Linked DNA regions of Homo sapiens: region 1 is linked to region 2. A link is an interaction called in ENCODE POLR2A ChIA-PET data of the cell type or tissue named here. Cell type or tissue: Panc1. All regions are shown on one strand. Links, peaks and the distances in the headings refer to the core of each region. The heading gives the core; the rest is flanking DNA.

The links. ChIA-PET counts read pairs that join two places held together with the same protein. Peaks named below come from ENCODE experiments on the same cell type or tissue, not always from the same donor. Only the 100,000 strongest peaks of a DNase experiment are listed, where the experiment ranks them.
Region 1: POLR2A ChIA-PET joins it to region 2 with 15 read pairs; 3 of 35 experiments call an interaction of 5 or more read pairs at or near these places.

What each region holds. Positions count from the first base shown.
Region 1 is chr10:92,106,576-92,114,913 of GRCh38, forward strand. CPEB3 (cytoplasmic polyadenylation element binding protein 3) reads right to left here. Exons shown (of 10, transcript NM_014912.5): 7 at 4,501-4,619. LOC107984254 (a long non-coding RNA gene) reads left to right here and starts at 5,808. Exons shown (of 2, transcript XR_001747551.3): 1 at 5,808-8,304. In Panc1, for the core only: no CTCF peak of the experiment used is centred there; no DNase peak of the experiment used is centred there.
Region 2 is chr10:92,316,187-92,324,524 of GRCh38, forward strand. The region is part of intron 2 of MARCHF5 (membrane associated ring-CH-type finger 5); the gene reads left to right. Among named protein-coding and RNA genes, the nearest start is that of MARCHF5, 29 kb to the left of the region's middle. In Panc1, for the core only: no CTCF peak of the experiment used is centred there; no DNase peak of the experiment used is centred there.

The sequences.
Region 1 (8,338 bases), core at 165-8,164, 210 kb before region 2:
AGTCCAAGGCGGGTGGATCACCTGAGGTGAGGAGTTCGAGACCAGCCTGGCCAACATGGTGAAACCCCGTCTCTACTAAAAATACAAAAATTAGCCAGGTGTGGTGACACATGCCTGTAATCCCAGCTACCTGGGAGACTAAGGCAGGTGAATCACTTGAACTCAGAAGGCAGAGGTTGCAGTGTGCTGAGATCGCACCACTGCACTCCAGCCTAGGCAAAAGAGCAAGACTCTGTCTCAAAAAAAAAAAAAAAAAAAAAAAAAAGAAAGAAAGAAAAAAGAAAAAAAGAAAAAGGAAGGAAGGAAGAAAGGAATCAAGATGAGAGCATAGATATTTCTGTTTGGTTAAAATATGGGGTTCAGAAGGAAAGCAGAAAAAAGCAAAGTTGGAAAAAATTGAAGCCAGATTGGGAAGGTCTTAAATAGCTGGGAAAAGGATCTGGACTGCTTTTGTAACCAAAGAGGTGTGAATGAAAAGTGCTACAGATCCCACTCATATACAAACAGGGGGAGGAGGAAACACCAGAATGACAGACACATGGGACAGAATTAAAAACTGAAGAATTAAATTGGCCTTTATTTCCAGATTCCTTATTCTTACCATTCTTTTCGATTTTCATTTTTCAAGTTTTAAGTGGATGACCACATTACCTGAGCAATAACGTAAAGAATGGATCCCCACATAAGCATACTTTAGTTTGGTAATATGGTTTTTAAATTTATAGCAAAATCACTCTGTTGTATTTCAGGATATAGAGAAATTGTAGTCGTGCTATAAATAAATCATAAGGAGCAGGAAGCAGGAAACTCCTCTGATAATCCTTTCAAGGTGTTTGCTATCCCACATCTCTGGCCAACATGTTCTAGAACCTTAAATAGCTCCTTCTCCACCTTCTTTTCAAGATTACTCTTTTTCAGCCCCTATCTCTGCTAGACCTTCTAGGTCCCTTGCTCTATTAGCTTGCTGTCTTGAACCTTCAGGTTCAATCTATTAATATAGTCAAAAAATAGAGTCACTTTGATGAGAGGGACCACTGTGCACAATGTCTGCCTGCTTCACTGGAACCCTTGCACATGGACACAGCTGTCTTCTGATATGCCTGGGATACCTGAGCTATGAAACTCCTCTTACTGGAGAAGGAAAAAAAAAATCATAGATCTAGAAGCTCCTCAATACCTCCTCTTGCTCTTGCCAATTTGTCTTCCCATTCTTTGGAACTGAGGAAGTCAACTAATTAGGCCATAAATACAGTTCCTTCTGCAATCTTTCAGGACCAGACCTATACACAGAATAGTCTGAGTTGAGTAATTTAATAAGAAGTAGTCACTGATGAAAAATATCTCCCTAACACAACCTGAAATCCACAAATTTGGAATTCATTTGAGTTAAAAAAAGCAAGTATGATCCTGGACAAGATGGGTGAAAGGAGACCTCACTATCAGGTTCTGCATTAGAAAAACAATCTGATTAATCTGTTCCAAAGGGAACAGGAGTTTGAGGGGAAACGATGAGAAAGAAAGATAAAGGGTAGAAAATCTGCAAGGTCATTTTAGAACATGGTGTATTTCCAAGAAGAAATCCAGGGAGGGTCAGAAAAAATGAAACAACAGAACAAGGGCACTGGGATCCTGAAAGGTAGAAAATAAAGGCTAGCCAAGCCAAAAGCTGGGAGCAAGGAAGCACCATGGCTCAAAAAAAGTTTGGTGAGTGAGCACCAAAGGTTGACTTTGCCTTGAGCTACTGCCAAGGTCCTCATTTACTTCCAAAGGTTCAACACAGTTCTTACTTTTTTTCCCCTCATGGGAGCATGCACAATGAGGTGGAATGTACCAGAACCTAGGTAGGGACATATGCATAAATGAGGCAGGGGGTGGTGGTGGGGTGGTAGATGTGGAGCTAAAACCAAGTAAGAGAAGTTTTCAAAAATAGAGCCAAAAGAGTAGAACCCAAAATAGGATCCAGTTCATTAAAATTGCAGGTGTTTGGGGACTTTTAAGTTTCCTATCCTAAGTTTTACTAAAACTGTTTATGCTGGAAATTCTGAGTATGCCTGGGTCAAAGAAATGTGTGATTGGCAGTCGCCATTCAGAATTCACCAAGCTACAATAAAACTGCTGCACTTGAGCTCAGAAAATGAAAACTGTAATAAGGCAGAATTTGCCAAAACACAAACAGTGAAAGCTAGTTTCCCCATAAACATTTCCAAAACAGATTAATTCTACTAATTATTTTCAAAAGTCCTTCAATCCAAGGATAATACATGTGTTTCTACTGAAAACACTCAAGAGTAATGGCATTGTCACCACAACACCTCCATCTGACCCCTACTGCTGCTCACTCCCTGCTCAAGAGACATCCTGTCCAGCTGAAGGCTTGTCCCACAAGGCATATTATTCTCCTTCCCTACAGAGCCAGTGACACGATTCTTCCAAAGTATATAAACTCTGCGTGTTCATCTCTAGCTTCTTAACCTGCATGGACATAACTATTTCAACATGTACTACTATCCCTCTGCCTTTTTATGTAGAAAAATTTATTTCTAATCCTCTCCTACAGTGTGTGACCTTAAACCTTCCCAGCTCACTCCAGCTTCTCTCCAACTGGCATGCCAGTAGCAGAGGCTCTCTGGAGGTTGAGAATTTACCTCTCAGATATCTGATCCTACCAAATTGGGTACAGATTTTTTTTTTTTTTTTGAGACAGTCTCACTCTGTCGCCCAGGTTGGAATGCAATGACGCGATCTCGGCTCACTGCAACCTCCGCCTCCTGGGTTCAAGCGATTCTACTGCCTCAGCCTCCCAAGTAGCTGGGATTACAGGCACGTGCCACCACCCCCAGCTATTTTTTTGTATTTTTAGTAGAGAAGGGGTTTCACCGTGTTAGCCAGGATGGTCTTGATCTCCTGACCTCGTGATCCACCCACCTTGGCCTCCCAAAGTGCTGGGATTACAGGCGTGAGCTACTGTACCTGGCCAGGTACAGATTTTTTGTGTGTGTGGAGGGGGACTTGTTTCTTCTTTGGGTACAGACTTTCCAAACTCATACTACTCCAAAATTTGGCAACAGCCTCCAAATTTGAAAATTACAGTGGCACTTTTATACTGGCTAAAATCCTTGCCTCTTTTTCCACATCATTTGCTTACTCTCCAATGAATACTCTCAATATCCCCATTCTTTAGTAGTTCTTTCTTCTGCTTTAAGTGCTGCACTCTCCCCTTTATAGGTGGCCAAGTCTCAACATCATTTTTTAGCAAACAGTTGTAAACCCTGTTAAAGATGTCATCATCCTTCTCAACAGATATTGCCATATAGCTGAGTTCTAATCTTGCTCTATTGAATCCTATGTAGGACTGACAACATTAGCCAGTTAAATTTGTACAAGTATCTGACCTCTACCAAATGCTTTCACATTCATTTTCCTCTTATCTGAGCCTCTCAACAACCCAGGGAAGAATGATTATTCTTCCCATCTTCCAGGTGAGGAAACCACAGTTCAGCAAGGATTAGATGATTTATTCAAAGCCAAGCAGATATTTAAATACAAGAGTCAACACTCAAACTTCTATATTCAATCCAACTATTTCCCCATGCACATTTCTGAAAATAAACCTAGCTGCTAAGTAGGCCCTACATTTCCAGTGCTAGTCATACAAAGGCCGCTGCAGGCCCTGTGGTATATACAGCTCTGGTCTCTTGCCCACTCTGTGTCATATTTTTACTCTATTTGCCACATCTAGCACCAAGCCTTGACACACAAACTCACCTCACCCTACCCCTGCCAACTTCCCACAGATCCCTACTTCTGTCACATAAATGAAGTTCGTTTATTCTGCTCTGAACATGATCTTGCCCCTTCTCCACTGATAGCTCTTCTGCCAGAGGAAGGACACAATCTTCCTCCCTTATCCAGTGACTTACTCATTCATACTCTGGCTCAGAAGCCACAAACTCTTAACCACAAACTCTGTATTATGGTTTTAGCTCCACGTTCTCTGCCCTTCTCCTCTCCTGCTCTGTTGAAACTATCCATTTTAGAGTGTAAGCTCCTGACCCAGAAGGCTCTATTTAACTAGCTGTGGGTACCACCCAGCACAATGCCTTGCATTCAGAGGCACATAAACATCAACAATTATGACCTTTTTCAAAAATAAATAACTCCGTTCTTGATCTGAAATAATGACGGAAACCAGCTGCCAAAACCGCTAAGAGCATTATTTACCTCGATTCAGAATTTCTGAATAGGAATTAGCTTAAAAGAGCTGTAAGTGAAAGACAAGGACATATTTGTTTACACACAGTCCCAAAGGTATAAAATGAATACTGAGTAATTTGTTGTTAGTTTCCCATCACCAACGAAAGTCCAACTCTACTGCATAGCAAGGCCAAGCTGGGTAAGAGGATCCTAGTTACCAGCATTTCCATTATCAGAAAGAGGAGGTCAGCTATTCCAATAGCATATGTGCTCTGGAAAAGCAACAGCTGGCCATGTATTACTTACTGGCTTGTCCTTGATGGTGGGGCTTGACACACACAGGTAGAGTTTCCCATCTTCTTCTAGGCAGGCATCTATCAAAGCTTGTACTGAGCTTTCCTCTTGGAACAGCAGAAAGGCATAGCCTTGGGGAGAGCAAAAACAAAAGGGTAGAGGAAGAATCAGTACATTAAACTCAAAGTACCAATTACAAATTATCTGTTGTTTCATTTTGGCAAATTCTTACTAAAATCTAAGAAGTTCAAGTGGGACAAAGGGACTTTGTCCAGGAACTAAGTTAGGTGCTCATTGATATTACCTTGTTTAATTTTTACAATTACTCACAGAAGCAAGTTTAGAACACATCTATGGAATTTCCACTAAATACATCTGGTTATCCTTAATGAGGGCAAGTGGACTCACCATTGGCCTTAGCCACAACTAACAAGTAGCCAGGAAACAAGCACCACCTGCTTTCCAATTTCTACAAAGCTCTAGGCTGGCCACATGCCACAGGGATAAACCTTGAAAATATTATGCTAAGTGAAAGAAGCCAGACAAAATATGTCCAGAACCAGCAAATCTATCAAGACAAAAAATAGATTAGTGGCTGCCTAGGATGGGGAAGCTGGAGGGAATAGGCACTGAGTTTCTTTTTGGGATGATAAATTTTCTAAAATTGATTGTGCTGATGATTGCACAACTCTGTAAACATGCTGAAAACCACTGACATGCACATGTCACATTGGTGAGTTGTATGGTATGTGAATGATATTTTAACAAAGCTTTGTTGACACACAAACACACACACACAAAAAGCTTCAAAAAAGTTTTTAAAAAGGCCAACAATAAGCTGGTGTGCTTTTGCCTGCTATTTCTGATGATGGTGCTCTGCTTCTCTAAGAGATACCCTCTTGGCAGAGTACAGTAGGTCTAGAAAAATGGACATTAGCTGCAGGATTTCCATAGACACAGCCAGTTTTTTTCAGTTTAATTCCATAAGATTTACCGAGTAACTGATACAAGTGGGACATATCCATGGTTTATGAGAATACTAAAATAAGCAAGACCACGTTCCTTTTTTTTTTTTTTTTTTTTTTTGAGATGCAGTCTTGCTCTGTCACCCAATCTCAGTGCAGTGGCACAATCTCTGTGGTATGATCTCGGCTCACTGCAACTTCTGCCTCCCGGGTTCAAGCAGTTCGTGTGCCTCAGCCTCCCAAGTAGCTGGGATTACAGGCGCCCGCCACCACATCCGTCTAATTTTTGTATTTTTAGTAGAGACAGGGTTTCACCATGTTGGCCAGGCTGGTCTCACACTCCTGACTTCAAGTGATCCATCTGCCTCGGCCTCCCAAAGTGCTGGGATTACAGGTGTGAGCCACCACGCCCGGCCCCAGGTTCCTCTTGTAAAGAAACTTATGAAGTAGATGAAACAAACATTTAGACAATTAACTACTCACTACAAAGCTGAGGGAGATAAGTGGGGACAAAATGTGTCACTGAAATCACAAGGAGCAAAGGCCCAACTTGGGAGAATCAGCAAAGACTTTAAAGAGAGCAACAGATATTCAAGGGGCCACCTGTGGCACTTGTGGCCACACTGGCATTCATAAATGATGACAGAGCAAAGGCCCGTCATGAACTAGTCTAAGCTTTCAACTTCTCTACAACCCTGCTAGCTTTGCTAAATCTCTCAGCTGTCATTCCTCAACTCCCAACTCTGCTACTAACCTCAAAGGAAACCATCATCAACACAGTTCTTCTCTGGTACATTGCATATCAGAAGAATGTAAATGGCAGAGAAGGATAAGAATCCCCACATACAGAAGATTCTCACACATCAGAGGTGTTTAATTCATAATCAACTGGCTAAGAAGCAAAGCTCTCTGGAGTCCTGGGCAACATGTAATGACAGTGGCAATGGATAATGGCTATTCGTTTTTAGCCTTTTCTCCAACTCCCCATCTACTATACAGAGCATCCAGGCAAATATAGCAGAAAAAAAGACCAGCCACTCCCTAGCATAGCAGGCAGAAACTAACACACAGGAAAAGGCACCAAATTGAATGGGCAGCCATGTAGTTGCAAGAGAGAGACTGCCAAGGTTTTAGGACCAAGAGCTGTTTTCTGGGCTTTGGTCTCATGCTGCATAGGTCAGAAGATTCTGTTGATGGCTAGTCAGGAAAAATAAAACCTGACTGCAAAACTAGAAAAGACAATACATACATCATTTCTTCATATCCTCTTTTGCAAACAGTATTGAACTATCACCAGGTGCCAGGGAATCTTAAAAATTCAGTGTTTTCACTTAATATGAGAACATTAATTCTACTTACTAAAGATAATATTAGAGATAAGGTGGGTTAAAAAGTCCAAATATCACAAAGAGGAGGTCTCAGCAGGTTCTTTCAAACCTCCTCTCTTACCAAGTTAAATACTGGTACAGATATCCACAAAGATCATAAGCATATTGAACACCCTGCAGTCAGAGTACTCCATCTATGTATATATTGTATTATGTACACATCAAAAAGGCCTGGTGATAGGGAATGCCCAGTGAGTTGGGGCTTTCTCTTATTCCTTGCCTCAAGAAGGCCTCCTGGCTGACTCCATTTTTCCTTCACATCACTGCCCACCCTCTGCAATCTTCAACATCAAATCCAGTTTTGCATTGACCTTGGGCATCCAAAGAAAAGGCGGTTGTCTCCCTATAGCAGCTGAGCAGCTCCCACAAAAGCACGCAGATTTTCACTTAGGCCCATCTCACAGCCATAAAATATCTACACTGGCAGTAGATAGAGTAAAAACAACTGGGAGTCACAAGTAAAAGCCTGCTACAAATACTATTATCAAGAGAAATATCTATAAACAATTTCTCCTTTCCCAGGAAATGGTCCATAACAGTTTACCAATTTCTTTAGGATGGCTCTTTTACTATAAATAATCCTGTGTCAAAACAATTATCTTTACTCTGAGGTCACCAAGCTGCCATTTTCTGTAATGGCAATATTCTCTCAGCACTGTAGATAAGAGACATGGCTAAACTCCCCCCAACCCCCCAAAATCTGGGCTGTAGTTCAACAATTTCTTCTAACTCTACTTCCCACTTTAGGCCTTCCAACCAAAACAGAATTCACCGGAAACACCCAAAATCACTCTTGAAAACAACTTTATGATATCTTCACCTGCTAAAACACCTTCTGATACTTCAAGGTCAAGCAAACCCAGATGACAACAGAAATCAGAGGATTTTTTAAAATCAGGAAGAATCTTTCGAACATATTTCCCTTTTGATCTTGAAAAATTTAAAGTCAAAGTAAACAAAGTAGAAAAAGATCCCTTCAAGAATAACAAGGTCAATGTGAGGCGGAAATCCAATCAATGATTTACTAAAAGGTAAATTGCACATGGTACTAGGAAGTGTTCTGGACTAGGAGACAGAAGGTCTAGATTCGGGTACAAGTCCTAACATTTAGTAGCTATGTGATAATAACAGCTAATAGCTAACATTTGTTGAGATTTACTATGCACCAGACACTGTTCTAAGTGCCTTGTGGACATTAACTCATTTCATCTTCACACACACCCTATGTGGTAAGCCCTATTTTGAATTCTGCTTTATATTTAAGGAAATTACACAGAGTGATTAAGCGACTTGTTCAAGATCACCCAGTAAGTGGTGGAACCATGAACTTGAATATTAACATTTCTGAATCCTGGCTCTCTTCTCTGTCAAATGAAGAAACCAAATATTTGTCCCAATTACCTTACAGAGATGTAGGTTGTAAGATAACGTATAAAAAGGTGTTTCATAAACTAGGAAGTCATGTGAGTATTGATTTTTCTTTTACTGCATTTTCAA
Region 2 (8,338 bases), core at 153-8,152:
TTAGCCCCAGTCTGGATGATGCTAGCTGGCCAATTCTGCATCTTTTCTGGTACTTAGTCATGGCAGGAATGAAGAGGTAATATAAGTGTATGTTCTTCATTGTTAATAGGGAGTTACTTATTGTACTCAGTTGTGAAAAACTTAAGAGGATTCGTCAGAGTTTTATCCTTCTCACTGTTTGCCACCCATGTTACAGTTTGCTTTTTTCTTTTTTTCTGGTGAGCCAAGCCAGTTGTATGTATGTACCTACTTAAAACCTTGCTACTCAAAGTATGATCTGAGGACCAGCAACATTAGCATTGTCTGGCAGTTATTAGGAATGCAGAACACCACCCCCTTCCTCCACCCCACTTTTACTGAATAGAAGTCTGCTTTTTTTAATTTTTATTTTTTAAAGACAGTGTTTTGCTTTGTTGCCTACGCTGGAGTACAGCAGCATGATCATAGCTCACTGCAGCCTCAGACTCCTGGGCTCAAGCAGTCTTCTTGCCTCAGCCTTCCAAGTAGATGGGGTTACAGGCACGTGCCACCACACCCAGCTAATTTTTTTTTTCTTTTTAGAGAGGGGGATCACTATGTTGCCCAGTCTCAAACTTCCTGGCCTCAAGGGATCCCCCTCCCAAACCCCGTTGGCCTTCCAAAGTACTGAGAATGTAGGCAAGAACCACCACACCCAGCTGAAATGTGCATTTTAATGAGATAATTGAGTGATTTCTATGCACATTAAATTTAAAAACCATTGCTTTAAAACATGAAAGGAATACCAACTGAAAAAAGTTTGTTTTATAAATAAAACCTGTCCATAAACTTTGAGACCTGGTAATAACCTTGTTCAGGCAGAAGAATTCAGAGGAGAGCATCTCAAAGGTAGAGAGATCTTGACTCCCAAGGGACTGATTCACACTAGATTTATTTTCTTTTATTATTATTATTTTTTGAGACGGATCTCGCACTGTCATCTAGGCTAGAGTGCAGTGGTGCGAAGTTGGCTCACTGCAACCTCTGCCTCCTGGGTTCAAGCAGTTTCTCCTGCCTCGGCCTCCCTGGGATTACAGACATGCGCCAGCACGCCTGACTAATTTTTGTATTTTTTGTAGAGACAGGGTTTCACCACGTTGCCCAGGCTGGTCTCAAATTCCTGACCTCAGGTGATCCACCCACCTTGGCCTCCCAAAATCCTGGGATTGCAGGTGTGAGCCACCACGCCCAGGCAAGATTTATTTTCTTTAACTTCTCTCAACATTGTTTTATAGTTTTTAGATTTTTTTTTTAGTTTTTAAATTTGTTTCTAAATATTTTGTTCTTTTTGATACATTGTGTAAATGGAATTGTTTTCTTAACTTTGTTTTTAGATTGTTTAAGTATGTAGAATACAATTTTTGTTTTCTGTCTTGGAACACAATCAGCAACAATTGATTTTTGTAAATTGACCTTGTATCCTGTGACCTTGCTGAACTTGCTTAATAATTTGGATACTTCTTGATGGATTCCTTAGGATTTTCTAATATAAGATCATGTCATTGTTGAACAGAAATAGTTTTACTTTTTGTTTCCCAATCTGAATGCTTTTTTTTTTTTTTTTGAGGCACAGTCTCGCTCTGTTGCCCAGGCTGGAGTACAGCGCCATGATCTCAGCTCACTGCAACCTCTGCCTCCTGGGTTCTGTCAGTTCTCCTGTCTCACCCTCTCCAGTAGCTGGGATTACAGGCACACGCCACCATGCCCAGCTAAGTTTTGTAGTTTTAGTAGAGACAGTGTTTCACCATGTTGGCCAGGCTGGTCTAGAACTCCTGACCTCAGGTGATCCACCCGCCTAAGCCTCCCAAAGTGCTGGGATTACAGGTGTGAGCCACCATGCCTGGCCCAATGTGAATCATTTATTTCATTTTCTTGGCTAATTGCCCTGGTTATAACCTTTAGTGCAGTATTAAATAGAAGTGATGAAAGCAGATATCCTTGGCTGGGAGCCGTGGCTCATACCTGTAATCCCAGCACTTTGGGAGGCTGAGGCAGGCAGATTGCTTGAGTGCAGGAGTTTGAAACCAGCCTCGGCAACATAGCAAAACTCCATCTCTACTAAAAATACAAAAAATTAGCCAGGTCTAAGAGCACACCTATAGTCCCAGCTACTCAGGAGGCTGAGGCGCTAGAATCACTTGAACCCGAGAGGCGGAGGTTTCAGTGTATCAAGAGAATGCCACTGGACTCCAGCCTGGGCAACTGGAGTGAGACCCTGTCTCAAAAAAAAAAAAAAAAATGGCTAGGGGCCCACAACTGTAATCCCAGCATTTTGGGAGGACAAGGCAGGCAGATTGCTTGAGCCCAGGAGTTCGAGACCAGCCTGGGGAACATGGCAAAACCCAGTCTCCACAAAAAAATACAGAAAATTAGCCAGGTATGGTGGTGTGCACCTGGGGTCGCAGCTACAAACAATAAAGGGAGAGAGAAAGAACGGAAAAAAAAAAAACAGACATCCTTATCTTGTTCTTGTTCTTAGGGGGAAATCATCCAATCTTTTCTTTTTTTTCTAAGATGGAATCTCACTCTTGTCTCCCAGGCTGGAGTGCAGTGGCACAATCTCGGCTCACTGCAACCTCTGCCTACTGCAGAGGTTGGTACACGTGATTCTCCTGCCTCGGCCTCCCAAGTAGCTGGAATTACAGGCACCCACCACCAAGCCTGGCTAATTTTTGTATTTTTAGTAGAGTTGGGGTTTCACCATGTTGGCCAGGCTGGTCTCAAACTCCTGACCTCAGGTGATCCACCCGCCTCGGCCTCCTAAAGTGCTGGGATTACAGGCGTGAGCCGCTGTGCCTGACGACTTTTCACCGTTAACTATAGCCGTACTACACTGTACTTAATGTTTAGGTCAATAACAACCACAGTGGTGGTCCCCTAAGATTATAATTGAGTCGAAAAATTCCCATCACCTTGTGGCATTGTAGCTGTGGTAACATAGTAGTGCAATGCATCATTCACCTGATTGTGGTGATGAAGGTATAAACAAACCTGTACTAGCAGTCATATAAAAATATAACATGTAACAGTTTTATACAGTACATAATGCTTGGTAATAAATGACTGTGTTACTGGTTTATGTATCTACTTTACTTTTTTTTTTTTTTTGAGACGGAGTTTCGCTCTTGTCGCCCAGGCTGGAGTGCAGTGGCGCGATCTCGACTCACTGCAAGCTCCGCCTCCCGGGTTCACGCCATTCTCCTGCCTCAGCCTCCCGTGTAGCTGGGACTACAGGCGCACGCCACCATGCCCGGCTAATTTTTGTATTTTTAGTAGAGACGGGGTTTCACCGTGTTAGCCAGGATGGTCTCGATCTCCTGACCTCGTGATCTGCCTGTCTCGGCCTCCCAAAGTGCTGGGATTACAGGCGTGAGCCACCGCGCCCGGCCTCTACTTTACTTTTTATCATTACTTTTAAAAAATTTTGTGTGTTTGTTTTTTGTTTTTTTGTTTTTTGTTTTTTTTTCTGAGAGGGAGTCTTACTCTGTTGCCCAGGTTGGAGTGCAGTGGCGCAATCTCGGCTCACTGCAACCTCCGCCTCCCAGGTTGAAGCAATTCTCCTGCCTCAGCCTCCTGAGTAGCTGGGATTACAGGCACCTGCCACCGTGCCCAGCTAATTTTTGTATTTCAGTATAGACAGGGTTTCACCATGTTGATCAGGCTGGTCTCGAGCTTCTGACCTCATGATCTGCCCGTCTTGGCCTCCCAAAGTGCTGGGATTACAGGCGTGAGCCACTGCACCTGGCCAAAAAAAAAAAAAAATTTCTTTTCTTTTTTTTTTTTTTGAGACAGAGTCTCACTCTGTTGCCCAGGCTGGAGTGCAGTGGTGCAATCTCAGCTTACTGCAAAAAAAATTTTTTTAATATAGAGACAGGGTCTTACTGTGTCACCCAGGCTGGAGTGCAGTGTCATGATCATAGCTCATTGTAATCTTGAACTCCTGGGCTCAAGGGATCCTCCTGCTTCAGCCTCCCAAATAGCTGGGACTACAGGTGCATGCCACCAAACCTGGCTAATTTTTTTTTTATTTTTTGTAGAGACAAGGTCGTGCTTTGTTGCCCAGGCTGATTTCTCTCTTCTGACTTACAGGGGCCTTCCTTCCTTGGCCTCCCAAAGCACTGTGATTACAGGCATGATCCACCATACCCAACCACTTGTTATCATTATTTTAGAGTATACTTCTTTTACTTAAAAAGTAACTGTAAAACAGCCTCAGGCATATCCTTCAGGAGGTGTTTCAGAAGAAGGCATTATTCTCATAGGAGATAGTAGCTTCATGTTTGTTTTTGCCCCTGAAGACCTTCTAGTGGGACAAGATGTAGAGATGGAAGACAATGATATTAATTGATGATCCTGACCCTGTGTAGGCCTAGGCTAATGTGTGTATTTGTGTCTTAGTTTTTAACAAAAAAGTTTAAAAAGTAAGAATAATAAATTTTAAAAATAGAAAAAAGCTTATAAAATAAGGATAAAAAATTTTTCGCACAACTGTACAATATGTGTTTTAAGCTGTTAATACAAAAGAGTCAAAGTTAAAGTTAAAAGTGTATAGAGTTTAAAAGTTACAGTAAGCTAAGGTTAATTTATTATTAAAAATTATAAATTCAGTGTAATAAGTGTACAATGTGTATAAAGTCTATAATAGTGTATAGTAATGTCTTAGGCCTTCACATTCACTCATCACCCATTCACTGAATCACCCAGAGCAACTTCCAGACTTCCAGCCTTGGAAGCTCCATTCATGATTAAGTGTTCTATACAGGTATACCATCTTTTATCTTTTATACCATATTTTTACTGTACCTTTCCTATGTTTAGGAACGCAAATACCATTGTATTTGCCTACAGTATTCAATACAGTAACATGCTGTGCAGGTTTGTAGGCTAAGAGCAGTAGGCTATACCATATAGCCTAGGTGTGTAAATAGGCTACACCATACCGACTCTGTGATGTGCACAAAACTACAAAATGGCCTAAGGACACATTTATCCCTGTGTGTGGATACCCATCATTGAGTAACACGTGAGTGTATGTTAACTGGGTTTTTCAGAGATGGCCTTTATCAGGTTGAGGATGTCCCATCTATTTGTAGTTTGTTGAGGGCTTTTGTCATGAAAAAGTGTTGGGTTTTGTCAAATGCTGTTTCTCTGTCTATTGATAATCATGTGAGTATTGTTCTGTATTCTAATAATATGGCATATTGGTTGATTTTCATATTAGACTCGCCTGGGGTTCCTGGGATAAGTTCTACTTGGTCATGTTTGCTAGTACTTTGTTGGGAACTTTTGTGTCTGTACTCATAATGGGTATTGGTCTGTAGTTCTTTTGTGACATCTTTGGTTTTGGTGCTGGAATCATACTGGCTCATAGGATAAGTTGGGAAGTGATCCCTCCTTTATGTTTTTTAAAAGAGTTTGTGAAGGATTGGTGTTTTAAATGTTTGGGAGCAGTGAAGCCATTTGGTCCTGGGCTTTTCTTCATGGAAAATGTTTTAATTACTAATTCAATCTCATTACTTACAGGTCTATTCAGATTTTCTATTTCTTCTTGAATTAGTTTTGATAGTTTGTATCATACAAATTTGTCCATTTCATGTATATTATCTAATTTGTTGGCATATAGTTATTTATAGTATTTTTTAATAATCCTTTTCATTTCTGTAAGATTGGTAGTAATGCCCCTTCCTTAATTCATGATTTTAGTCATTTGAATCTTCTCTTTTTTTCTGGTCAGTCTAGCTAAAGATTTGTCAGGGTTGGCCAGGCGTGGTGGCTCATGCCTGTAATCCCAGCACTTTGGGAGGCCGAGGCGGGCGGATCACCTGAGGTCGGGAGTTCAAGACCAGCCTGACCAACATGGAAAAACCCCGTCTCTACTAAAAATATAAAATTAGCCGGGCATGGTGGCGGGCACCTATAATCCCAGCTACTTGGGAGGCTGAAGCAGCAGAATCACTTGAACCCAGGAGGCGAAGGTTTCAGTGAGCCGAGATCACACCACTGCACTCCAGCCTGGGCAACAAGAGCGAAACTCCGTCTCAAAAAAAAAAAAAAAAAAAAAAAAAAAAGATTTGTCAGAGTTTTTTCTTTCTATTCTTGCATTCTCTGTTTCATTTTTATCCACCCTAATATTTATGTCCTTTCTTCCTTCTGCTTGATTTGGGTTTAGTTTGCTTTTCTCCTTTTAGTTTCTTAAGGTAGAAGATTAGTTGACTTGGGATCTTTCTTTTTGTCCTTTTTTTTTTTTTTTTTTGAGACAGGGCCTCACTCTGTCAAACATGCTGGGATGCAGTGGCACAATCTCAGCTTGCTGTAACCTTGACTTCCTGGGCTCAAGTGATCCTCCCACCTCAGCCTCCCAAGTAGCTGGGACTGCAGGTGCTCATCACCATACCCAGCTAGTTTTTGTATTTTTTTTTTTTTTTATAGTGACAGGGTTTTGCCATGTTGTCCAGGCTGGTCTCATACTCCTGAGCTCAAGTAATCAGCCCAGCTAGGCCTCCCAAAGTGCACCATCACATCTAGCCCTTTTTTTTTTCTTTCTTTGTTTTTGAGATGGAGTGTCGCCCTGTCGCCAGGCTGGAGTGCAGTGGCATGATCTCAGCTCACTGCAACCTCCGCCTCCTGGGTTCAAGCAATTCTCCTGCCTCAGCCTCCTGAGTAGCTGGGACTATAGGCGTGCACCACCACGCCCAGCTAATTTTTATATTTTTAGTAGAGACGGGGTTTCACCATGTTGGCCAGGATGGTCTTGATCTCTTGACCTCGTGATCCACCCACCTTGGCCTCCCAAAGTGCTGGGATTACAGGCGTGAGCCACCGGTCCCCAGCCACCTTCTTTATTCTTTTTCAGTCTTGCCATGTTGCTCAGGCTGGAGTGCAGTAGCTGTTAACAGGTGCAGTCATAGTACACTGCAGCCTTGAACTCATGGGCTCAAGTGATCTTCCTGCGTCAGTATCCTGGTTAGCTGGGAGTACAGGTGTATGCCACTGCACCCAGCCCCTCTTTCTGTTTCTGTTATTTTTAAATAGATTTTAGAGCCTTTTTAGGTTCACAGTAAACCATATGCCAGCCTCCACCCCTGACCACACACACACAGAGTGCTGACTACTTTCCCCACTATCAACATCTTGTACCAGAGTGTTACATTTTTTACAGTCAGCGAACTTAAGTTGACACATCATTACCACCCAGAGTGTCCATAGTTTACATTAGGGTTCACTCTTGGTTTTGACAACTGTATAATTTATAATGTATAAAGGGTTGATTCAGGGTTTTGACAACTGTATAATAACATGTATCCACCATTATAGTATTATACAGAATAGTTTCACTGACCTAAAAATCCTCTATGCTCCATCTGTTCATCCCTCCCCGAGCTCCTGGCCACCATACATCTTTTTTTTTCTCCATGGTTTTCCCTTTTCCACAAGGTCATATAGTTGGACTCGTACAGTATGTAGCCTTTTCAGATTGTCTTTCATTTAGTAACATGCATTTAATTTCCTCTGTGTCTTTTTGTAGCTTGGTAGATCATTTCATTTTAGTACTGAATACTCTTACATTGTCTGGATGTCCCACAGTTTATCCATTCATGTACTGAAAGACATCTTGGTTGCTTTCAAGTTTTGGCTATTATGAATAAAGCTGTACACATCCATGTACAGAATTTTGTGTGGACATAAATTTTCAACTCATTGGGGTAAATACCAAGGAGCATGATTGCTGGATTGTATGATACAAGTATGTTTAGTTTTGTAAGAAGCCTTGAAACTATCCTCCAAAGTGGCTGTACCATGTACCATTTTGCATTTTCACCAGCAATGGATGGGAGTTCCTGTTGCTCCACATCCTTGCCAGTGTTTTTGATTTGGGTCATTCTGATAGATGTATAGAGGTATCTCATTTTAATTTGAAATTTTCTAATGACATATGATGTGAAACATCTTTGCATTTGTTTATATGCCATCTGTATATCTTCTTTGATGAGGTGTACACTTTAAAATCAGAGTGATAGTTTTCTCATTGTTGACCTTTAAGAGTTCTTTGGATATTTTGGATAAAAGTTCTTTGTCAGATGTCTTGGGCAGATCTTTTCTCCTTGGTTGTCTTCTCATTCTCTTAATCTTTCTCCTTTTCTTTCTTTCTTTCTTTCTATTTATTTATCTATTTATGAGACGGAGTCTCACTCTGTTGCCCAGGCTAGAGTGCAGTGGCACAGTCTTGGCTCACTGCAAGCTCTGCCTCCTGGGTTCATGCCATTCTCCTGCCTCAGCCCCCCGAATAGCTGGGACTACAGGCGCCTGCTACCACGCCCGG